Linked DNA regions of Homo sapiens: region 2 is linked to region 1. Evidence: chromatin contacts called from ENCODE Hi-C or POLR2A ChIA-PET data. All regions are on one chromosome and are shown on one strand. Each heading gives the region's core, a stretch centred on a gene start or an enhancer-like site at or near the end of the contact. The rest is flanking DNA. Distances are from core to core; before and after follow the strand shown. Region 1 holds the start of ZMPSTE24 (zinc metallopeptidase STE24). Region 2 holds the start of EXO5-DT (EXO5 divergent transcript).

Region 1 (5,305 bases), core at 1,145-3,644:
AAAACTATAATCAGGGTTGTCATCACACTTCAGTTTGTATATGTAAACCAAAGCTGTTAACATCACAACTTTGTTACATGTACTACTCATTCTGGGTATTACATACCTCCTATAATACGGAAAACAAATTCATGCAAAGGAGAAGCACACATGCTAACTGTGAGTATGAACAGATACTGAGGCTGCTCATTAAATTTGGTCCTAAATGCCAGAAACTTGAGGATCACCAGATGGAAACATATCAGGTCTGTGAGAAAAGACCAATTTTCAGCCGGGCACGGTGGGTCACGCCTGTAATCCCAGCAGTTTGGAAGACAGGGGCAGAAGGATTCCTTGAGCCCAGGAGTTCAAGACTGGCCTGAGCAATGTGGTGAAATCCCGTCTCTACAAAAAATACAAAAATTAGCAGAGTGTGGTGGTATGCACCTGTGGTCCCAGCTATTTGGGGGGCTGAGGTGGGAGGATCACTTGAGCCTGGGAGGCAGAGGTTGCAGTAAGCCCATATTGTGCCACAGCACTACACCCTGGGTGACAGAGAATCTATCTCCTTAAAAAAAAAAAAAAAAAAAAAAAAGGAGAAAGATCAACTATCTCATTATACTAAATTATAAAAGGTAAGGGTAATTTCAGTCCAGGAAATGTAATACAGAGAATGGATACCAAACAAAATAATGGGCCACTACAACATGCTTTCCCTATATATTGTTGTGTGCCAATAAAAGCTGAGGGGAGATCGAGCACGGTGGCTCATGCCTGTAATCCCAGCCCTTTGGGAGGTGGAGGCGGCAAGATGACTTGAGTCCAGGAACTCCAGACCACCCCGGGCAACATCTCTACAAAAAAATCAAACAATTAGCCAGGCACAGTGATCCGCACCTGTGGTCCTAGCAACTCAGAAGGCTGAGGTGGAGGTGGAGGGGTCGTTTGAGCCCACGAGTTCGAGGCTGCCTTGAGCTATGATGATGCTACTGTGCTCCAGTCTGGGTGGCAGAGTGAGCCCCTGTCTCTAAATACAATAAATATTCTATCCTGGCCAAGATGGTGAAACCCCGTCTCTACTAAAAATACTAAAATTAGCTGGGCGTGGTGGCACGTGCCTGTAATCCTAGCTACTCGGGATGCTGAGGCAGGAGAATCATTTGAACATCCCTCCCTCTGCGCGCTGCTGGCAGTGTCACAGACACACTCTTCCCCTTGCAGACTCTCCCTCGTCCCTCCTAGTTTCTTGCAGTGAGCCGAGATAACGCCACTGTACTCCAGCCTGGTGACAGAGCTAGACTCTAAAATTAAATAAATAAATAAAGATTAAAAATAAATAAATAAAAGTTCAGATCTCTAAACCATGGTTATCTCAGGTAAATTGTTAACTTTCACTTTTTATTTTACCATTTTAATATTTAAACTAAAATAATGTTGATTTTATGAAAAACGAGAAATATATTTCATTTAATTTCATTTATTTATTTATTTTGAGATTGAGTTTCACTCTTGTCGCCCAGGCTGGAGTGCAGTGGCACAATCTCAGCTCACTGCAACCTCCGCCTACTGGGTTCAAATGATTCTCCTGCCTCAGCCTCCCAAGTAGCTGGGACTACAGGTGCGCGCCACCACACCCGGCTAATTTTTCTATTTTTAGTAGAGACGGGTTTTCGCCACGTTGGTCAGGCTGGTCTCGAACTCCTGACCCCAGGTGATCCGCCCGCCTCGGCCTCCCAAAGTGCTGGGATTACAGGCATGAGACACCACGCCGGGCCCGATAAGTTTTTTGTTTGTTTGTTTGTTTTTTCAAGCAGAAACAATATATGCACTTTAAGGAGAAACAAGAGTGCAAGTTCTTGGAAGGACTGCAAAATCCTATGGTTAGGCATGATTACATAAATGTCATGAGGAAGTTGGGTGTCTAAATCCTTTTAAAGGCTTATTCCAAAGATAAAGGAGGCCAAGTCTGGGCCCAAGGATCCCAAGGAAGCTGCAGGGAGGGCACAAGAGCCCAAGCCTTCCTCCAGGCCCTAAAGGGATTGGGTCCCATGATAACGTTACAGAAAACTTCCTTGACGCACCAAGACCCTCCTCAAAGCCACAGTCCGCCATCGGGCCAAGTTACGAGACTCAGCAGGGACCACAAAGACGAGACTGGCGCGGGGACCGAAGCAATCAAGAGTCTCAGGGTCGAAGCCAAGGCTACTCCAGGGCTGGCCGGGTATGGGGGTCAGGTTGGACCCTGTCTAGGCTCACCTGCCGCTGTGCTAGGAAGGTCTCCCAAAGATACACTGTCCAGGAAAAGAGCAGCACGGCCCCGAAGATACGCTTCTCGGCCGGCATCTCCCACAAAGCGTCCAGCGATGCCCACATCCCCATGGCCACCCGGTTCCGCCGGCTCCTTCAGCGTGCACCGGTGCCACACCGACACTCGTCCCTTCAGAGCGTCCCCGCGGTGTCACAGCAATATCCGTTCTTTCCGAGGGCCCCTACGCCGATACCCGCCCCCATCCCTCCCTCTGCGCGCTGCTGGCAGTGTCACAGACACACTCTTCCCCTTGCAGACTCTCCCTAGTCCCTCCTAGTTTCTACAGGAAAAGCCCCAGCCCCACCTTCCTCACTTCCGGCCCAAAGAGGGCGGGGACCCAAACGCCGAGTTCCGGGCCCGGCTGAGCTGTGTTGCATCAACATTCTTCCCCCACGTCTTGACGCTGGGTTCCGGCCTAGGGTTCTGGCTTTCCTCCTGGGCTAGTGAACGCGGCGAAGTCCTCCTCTTTCTAATCTCCAGAGCCGCAGTTCCATCCTCTGGGTCAGCGGCTTACCCTGACTGGGCTGCGGTATCTGCCTTCCTTCCCCCAACAAGGCGACAGGTAGTCGGGGCTGGGGCCGGAACTGACTGAGTGGGCCGCAACTGACTGAGTGGGCCGCGGCTCCCGCCTGAGGAGGCTAGGAAGGACTGAACAGCAGCCGACTTCCCAGGCTCTAAAAATCGTGCCTCTGAGTTAGAGCTACCTCAAAAGCAAGACCAAGCATGAGAAATGGAGTCTTTTGGCCAGTATTGGGGTGTTCGGAATTCAAGCGTATGAGAGAGTGGACGGTAGCGTTGAGAATTTTCATTTGAAGATCTCGTCTTAACCACCCCAAGTGTAGTCAGAGGCGGCGTTTTCCCTGCGAGAGTGCCCTGGAACAAAGCAAGGATAGCGTGGGTTAGACATACCTGAAATGAAAGCGTCTTACTTTATCTAGGTACATATTTGCGTCAGTAAGGCGCAACGCCATTTCTCTCTTGGAATTCAGAAGTGAAATATGGTGACTGGGACGCCTGTACATTGCTTTGACTTAAAAATTGAAGTCCATTATTCTGACCGAAAGTTAATCTGATGATTAATTGGTTAAACATACTATCGTTGCTAATTAGCATAATTATTATTTACAATAAAGTGAGCTAAATAGCTACAACTAAAATATATTTAAATTACTGTGATATTGTGATGCTAAAGATGTGTTGAAATTAATATCTTGAATTTCTCAACCCTGCCTAAATGCCTCTGAGAGTAATTAGTATAATTAAAAGTCACTAGAGAAAGTGAATGACTCTAATAACAGGATAACAAATTCTTTTCAAGTCAGATGGTTTCCAGTTCTTTGCTTTCAACAAAATTAATGGTGGCCCATGAATTGTCAGCTGATGAAGGAACACTATTTGGTTTTTGGCATGCAACTCGGAAAGAAACCAAACGATTGATTGACATGCTTACAACAAAACTACTAGCATTCTCACCTATTTATGTAAAACCATTTCTCAGCACTTGTATCTGTGAAAACAACAGAATTGAAAATGAACCCTGTTAATCTACCAGTAGGAACTATTCATCCAGATAAATGAATTAATTGGTGGGTCAGCCCCATCTATCTCACTAAGAGATGTGTTCCCAATAGAATTTCACCTTTTATAACTGTGTGTTATCAATATTTGCAATCGTGTCATTTTGATCCATTATATACTAAAGATGATTGTGATGATTACTCACTTCAGAAGAATTCCAGCGTAGAGCCATAAAGTTACACGAAATTTTTTAAGGTTTACTACATATGTCATATTTTTATTGCGAAGAAGTGATCAAGAAAAGGTTGTTCAAACATCAAAGTACTATATTTGAATAACATTTTTTGTTAGAGTACAATCTAAATATGTTAGAGATAATAAAAGAACAATGTTGAAGAGCTCATTAGTGTATGTTTTAATGCATAATGGTGGTTATTCAGTTGTTATGTAGATTCTCTTGGATACATTATAAAGAGTGATTTAACAGTTTTATCTTAAAATGTCAGTATTTACAATTTGCAAGAATTTACATCCATTGCAACTATTTGAATTTATGATGGAACCAGTTAGATACCAACTTAAATATATAAGGGGTAAACACTTTTTCAAAATTTTCTCTCCCTCAGGCCATCATTGCTATGCCCTCTTCACTCTTGACTTCAGCTGTCTGTGAGTCCAAAGCCTCACAGGAGCTTCTACCACCCAAGCTTTGTGGCTAAGGGCACAGGTTTAGAGTCAAGCTGCTTGATTGCCAGCCACGGCCGCACCATGTATTAGCACGTTCTTTAATCTGTGCATCAGATCCTCATCAGTAAAATGAGAATAACATAGTATGTACTTACTTTCTCATACTGTTAGGATCAAATGAGAAAATTCATGTAAAGCTCCTAGCAATGTAGATGGCCCTGAGTGCCCAATAAAGGTTAGCTACTGCTTGGGAGAGGGGCATCATAGCATTGATCTGTCACCATGTGTCTGAAGAGATAGGAGAGTAGGAGGCCGAGGTGTCAAAAAGCCAAGACTGACTGGAATTCATTCATTCAATAAATACTGAATGTCTGCGAAATGCCAGACGCATTTCCAGGTGCCAGGGATATAGCAGTGAACCAAAGCCCCTCTCCTGGAGCTTACATTCTTAGCTGGGGTGGATGCAGTGTTTGATAAATAATAAGCAAATATTTAATAGTAAAAGTGGAAGTGGTGATAAGTGCTATGAAGAAAAAGCAGCAAAAAGGCAATACAGCATGTTGGTGTGAGGGATGCTGCTTTACATAAGTTGGTCAAGGAAGCCTTCTCAGATTAACTGGCATTTGAGTCCCCCAAAAAAAGTAAGAGAACAAGCTGTGTGGATATCTGAGGAAATTGCCAGTCAGAGTGAAGAGCAAGTGCAAAGGCCCTGAGATTGGCCAATGCTTATCATATCTGAGGAATGGCAAGAGGCTGTGGAAAGAGTAAGGAAGAGGGGGAGTGCAGATCCATGCCATCATGCAGTCTTTTAGT
Region 2 (5,305 bases), core at 1,382-3,881, 250 kb before region 1:
AGTCTCTGAAAATTGGAAAGAATATTTACCCTTCACCAAGAAACTAAAGTTAAAGGGCATTTATTTTTTCTTTTCTTTTATTTTATTTTTTGAGACAGAGTCTCACTCTTTCACCCAGGCTGGAGTGCAGTGGCGGGATCTCAGCTCACTGCAAGCTCTGCCTCCCGGGTTCACGCCATTCTCCTGCCTCAGCCTCCCGAGTAGCTGGGACTACAGGCACCCGCCACCGCGCCCAGCTAATTTTTGTATTTTTTAGTAGAGACGGGGTTTCATCGTGTTAGCCAGGATGGTCTCGATCTCCTGACCTCGTGATGCACCCGCCTCGGCCTCCCAAAGTGCTGTGATTACAGGCGTGAGCCACCGCACCCAGCCCTAAAGGGCATTTATAACACATATGCTATGAGGTATTTGTGAGGGTGAGGGGGAACTCCAAGTCCAAATCAATAACCTTAAAATATTTTATTTCAAATATCTAGACCTGGCTGTCCAATATGGTAGCCATTAGTAGCCACTAGCCATATGTGGCTACTTAAATTTAATTAAAATAAAATAAAATTCACATCTCAGTTGCACTAGCCATATATTAAGTGCTCAGTAGCTACATCTGGCTGGTGGATACAGATAAGGCACAGATACAGAACATTCCCTGATCACAGAAAGCTCTACTGAACAGCATAGAGTTAGACTATTTCCTGTGTACACATTAACTCCCCAAAGAGAGAGGAAGCTCCTGAAATGTATGGAGTTCCTACTTGTTTTACATACAACATTGAGAACAGGTAGTTCTAAACAGGGAAGTGAAATGTCTTTTGGAGAAGATACAAAGCAGGGCATTCTCTGTGAAAGTATTCATCTATAAGAATAAAACAGTACACTAGGGATGGATGACTGATGCTCAGATGTGTCTGGGACTTTCCTACGCAGAAAAGAATCCAGAAGAGAGCATAATGCAGTGCATTGTGTCCCAAATTGTAGTTTGTATGTCTGACACGAGACGATTTTACATAGCACATGGACCAACATTTTTAGATACACCTTAGAATAACTATACTGTTATTGGAGCAGCCATCAAATGGCTAATTTCACAGATATTGTTTCTTAGGACAAGTTTGATTTTTATAAAAAAAAAAAGTAAGTAAAAACATAGAATAATACAGGTAGTACACAGGTATGGCAAAATTGTTAGGTAGTAAGTGAATGGGATGCTGGGAAACAGCATAATGCCAAGAGTCTGGGAGTCCTACAGATATGGATTCTAAACCTAATCCTGAGTAGTTCGGTAGCATTTAGTAGTATGCTACTTGCCTTTTGAGTAAGCTTGGACAAGGTTCTAGTTTTCCTGAAGTTACTGACACATTTTTAAAATACCTACTAACCCTACTGAGATATCCGACCATTGAGTGATAACATATAGTACGCATATTAGCACTCGATGAAGATAGATCTCCTTCTTTTTCCCCAAGGAAGAGATGAGAGAGTGTATCGATTCCCCCTGACAAAGGAGATGAAACTTTAGAAGAGAAACTCCTATTCACCTGTGACTTCGTTGATCTTCCTCCTCATAGGGAAGGCCAGAATGCTGAAATGACAAGGCTAGGGAAGAGAAAGAAGTTCTGAAAGACCAGGTCTGCATTAAAGAACCTAAATTAGCAACTTAGGTCCTTGCTATGGTAGAACCGGAACTTCTGGTCCTTTCTTACCTGACCATTCCCTCACGTTGGGTGTTTTCTCCTCTCACATTGACACTGCACAGACTGTTACCCACCCCAGATCCTAGGTTACATAACGCTCGCCTCTCTCCTGGGGCAAACTCTCTCCATGATTTCTTCGTTCCCCCGTACTCTAGATGCAATGACTTGATCCAATCCCTGCTCCCTGAAAGTAAAAGGGTCAGACATAACCAAGATCCCCAAGGAGCTCCGAGATCAGTTCCCTCTTCCAGCTCCATTCTCAACCCAGCAGCTCAAGCAAGAGACCTTATGACAGCGGCTCTTTCTCTCAGATGGGTTACTGCCTTCTGCAGAATTGCCGATGGCAACATCCTGACTTGTTCAGTGCGGCCCGGACTTGTGGGCTCCGCGGGCGTTTGCCTTCAGGGAAGATCTTTCCTCTGGCCCTAAAGCACTGTCTCCCAGGGAGTGCCATGCATGCCCTAAAGTGTACTGAGCACTTCCTACAGTTCTGGCAGAGCCAGGAATAAGAACAGGGAGCCGTCCACCTCGGGAAGGAGTCCCGGCCAACAGCACTGTGTTCCGAGGGCGAAGGTCCAGAACGGGAACCCGGCCTGTGAGGGGAGACGAGACGAGCCGCTTCCCGGGAGCCGCGCCCACCAAGGGAGGGAGACGCGGCGATCGCAGGGACAGAACCCTAAGCTCCGAAACGCAGCCTCCCAGCCCATTCTCCGGCCTTCCCCTAACCTCTGATACTCCTCCGAACCTCGGACTCCACCTGGTTTCGCCGCGGCCTCGGAGCTGCTCCCGGACGCTCCCGGCGAGGAGACTGAGGAAGCCGGGCAGAGCGCGCTGCCGGAGCGGACTACACAGTCGGCCCGCCACTCGCAAAAAAGCCGCCCAGAGCCCAGTCCCAGAGTGCCCCGCGGCTGCCCACGGACCGCCTTCCCAGAGGCCCTCGCGGCGCCGCCTACCTCGCGAGGCTGCGGCTGGGGCAGAAATCCGTCTCTGTGAGCGGAGGAGGGTGTGCTTATGCGAGAGCAGGTTTTGGGAGCTCACTAAAGCAGGTCAGTCCCTCTGTTTGCGCCGTTGTCTGTGGGTCGTTTAATTCCGGGCGCAGCTGATCTGTAACTTCCCTCACTGGCGAGGTCTCCCAGTTACCACCGGGACAATCCGAGCAAGGTCTGGGCCCCTCGCTGCCCCCGGTGAAGTGCCGCGTCTCCGCTTGGCCATCCGTGGATTCAGCATCCCCACCTTAGCACCTCCCGCCGGCTTTTCCATTGAGAGCAAAACCACGAACTCACTTTTGAGAGATGCTGGCGCTCCCCTCATCAATATTTCTTTTTTTTTTTCTGTTTGCTTACTTTTAACTAACCTTTTATTGATAAATATAACACAATTTTATTCTGAAATATAAACCAAAGATAAGTATAATTATGAACAGCCAAGTCATTAGAGCGAAAAAAGAATAGTGTCAGGTTCTTCACAGATACACTTCCTGAGAAAACCACTAGCCCGACTTTTATAACACTTTGCTTTTCTTATTTATATTTATTTATTTATTTATTTTACCAAAAGCAGATACTTGACTCTTTGCTTTTCTTTACGGTTTATCACGCATACTTGAAAACTGGATTTATGACAAAGGTGGCATCATACAGCCATGGAGAAAAGATGGTCTATTCAGTGAAGGTTCTATGACAATATGAAGGCCGGGCACGGTGGCTCACGCCTGTAATCCCAGCACTTTGGGAGGCTGAGGTGGGCGGATCACGAGGTTAAGAGATCGAGACCATCCTGGCCAACATGGTGAAACCCTGTCTCTACTAAAAAGTACAAAAATTAGCTGGGTGTGGTGGCACACACCTGTAGTCCCAGCTATTCAGGAGGCTGAAGCAGGAGAATCGCTTGAACCGGGAGGCGGAGGTTGCAGTGAGCGGAGATCACACCACTGCACTTCAGCCTGGGCAACAGAGGGAGACTCCGTCTCAAAAAAAAAAACAAAACAGAAAACAGGACCTCTATCTCTCATTTCATCACAAAAATCAATTGTAGCTGGATTAAGACCTAAATGTGAAATCCTAAACTATAAAGTCTTCAGAATATAATATAGGAAAATATCTTTGGACTTCAGAATAGGTAAATATTTTAAAACAAAAATAGAAAAACATTAAATTGGCCAGGCATGGTGGCTCATGCCTGTAATACCAACACTTTGGGAGGCCCAGGTAGGCGGATCACTTGAGGTCAGGAGTTGAGACCAGCCTGGCCAACATAGTGAAACCCCGTTTCTAGTAAAAATACAAAAAATTAGCCAAGTGTGGTGGCAGGTGCCTGTAATCTCAGCTACTTGGGAGGCTGAGGCAGGAGAATCACTTGAACCTGGGAGGCGGAGTTTGCAGTGAGCCGACAACAGGCCACTGCACTCCAGCCTGGGTGATAAAGTGAGACTCTGTCTCAAAAAAAAAAAGGAAAAAAAGAAAGAGAAAAAAGGAAAGAAAAAGAAAGAAAGAGAAAGAAAGAAAAGAAAAGAAAGAAAGAGAAACATTAAATTAAGACAACTACAGGCTGAGTGCAGTGGCTCACACACCTGTAATCCTAGAACTCTGGGAGGCCGAAGTGGGTGGATCCCTTGAGCTCAGTTCAGAAACCAGCTGGGGTAACATGGTGAAAACACGTCTCTACAAAAAATACAAAAATTAGCTGGGGGTGGTGATACGTGCCTGTAGTCCCAGCTACTCTGGTGCGTCAGTTGGGAAAATTTTGAAGTGACTTGTGTTTTAGATAATATTATCAATCAATTATAGGTCTCCTGAGTGTCATAATGATTTTGTGGTTATGTAGGAAAATGTTCTTTTTCTTAGAAATATGTAAGTTGAGGCCAGGTACGGTGGCTCTCGCCTGTAATCCTAGCACTTTGGGAGGCCGAGGCGGGCGGATCACCTGAAGTCAGGAGTTCAAGACCAGCCTGGCCAACATGGTGAAACCCTGTCTCTACTAAAATACAAAAATTAGCCGGGCATGATGGCAGGTGCCTGTAATCCTAGCTACTCGGGAGGCTGAGATGGGAGAATCGCTTGAAACCGGGAGATGGTGGTTGCAGTGAGCCGAGATCATGCCACTGCACTCCAGCCTGGGTGGCTGACTGAGACTCTTGTCTCAAAAAAAAAAAAAAAAAAAAATGGAATTTAAGTGTATTAAATAGTCTGTTCTCATGCTGCTAATAAAGACATACCTGAGATTGGGTAATTTATAAAGGAAAGAGATTTAATTGACTCACGGCTCCACATGGCGGGGGAGGCCTCACAATCATGGAGGAAGGTGAAGGAGGAGCAAAGTCACCTCTTACATGGTGGCAGGCAAGAGAGAACATGTGCAGGGGAACACACCTTTATAAAACCATCAGGTCAGCTGGGTGTGGTGCCTTATGCCCGTAATCCCAGCACTTTGGGAGGCCATGGCTGGTGGATCACCTAAGGTCAGGAGTTCAAGACCAGCCTGGCCAACATGGTGAAACCCTATCTCTACTAAAAATACAAAAAATTAGCCAAGCATGGTGGCAGACGCCTGTAATCCCAGCTATTCGGGAGGCTGAGGCAGGAGAATCACTTGAACCTGGGAGGCGGAGGTTGTGG

Evidence for each region. A loop is a pair of places that touch in the nucleus more often than their neighbours do. ChIA-PET counts read pairs that join two places held with the same protein, here RNA polymerase II (POLR2A). Pooled maps may share reads with other maps.
Region 2: a pooled map shows a loop between it and region 1 (7-fold over the local background). The contact joins the promoter of EXO5-DT here to the promoter of ZMPSTE24 in region 1. A Hi-C loop is called at or near these places in 1 of 37 single-sample maps with no recorded cell type and 7 of 50 pooled maps. POLR2A ChIA-PET finds 5 or more read pairs at or near these places in 5 of 52 experiments (HEK293T, RWPE1, WTC11 and 2 more).

Annotation. Positions count from the first base shown.
Region 1 is chr1:40,255,325-40,260,629 of GRCh38, reverse strand. It overlaps ZMPSTE24 (zinc metallopeptidase STE24), which reads right to left and starts at 2,394. Exons shown (of 10, transcript NM_005857.5): 1 at 2,236-2,394. The coding sequence starts at 2,358. RefSeq lists enhancers at 1,984-2,083, 2,174-2,453, 2,534-2,803, 3,034-3,163.
Region 2 is chr1:40,506,021-40,511,325 of GRCh38, reverse strand. It overlaps EXO5-DT (EXO5 divergent transcript), which reads left to right and starts at 2,631. Exons shown (of 2, transcript NR_187365.1): 1 at 2,631-2,737. It overlaps EXO5 (exonuclease 5), which reads right to left and starts at 2,559. Exons shown (of 4, transcript NM_001346953.2): 1 at 2,418-2,559; 2 at 1,701-1,875; 3 at 1,536-1,593. RefSeq lists enhancers at 2,153-2,242, 2,273-2,522.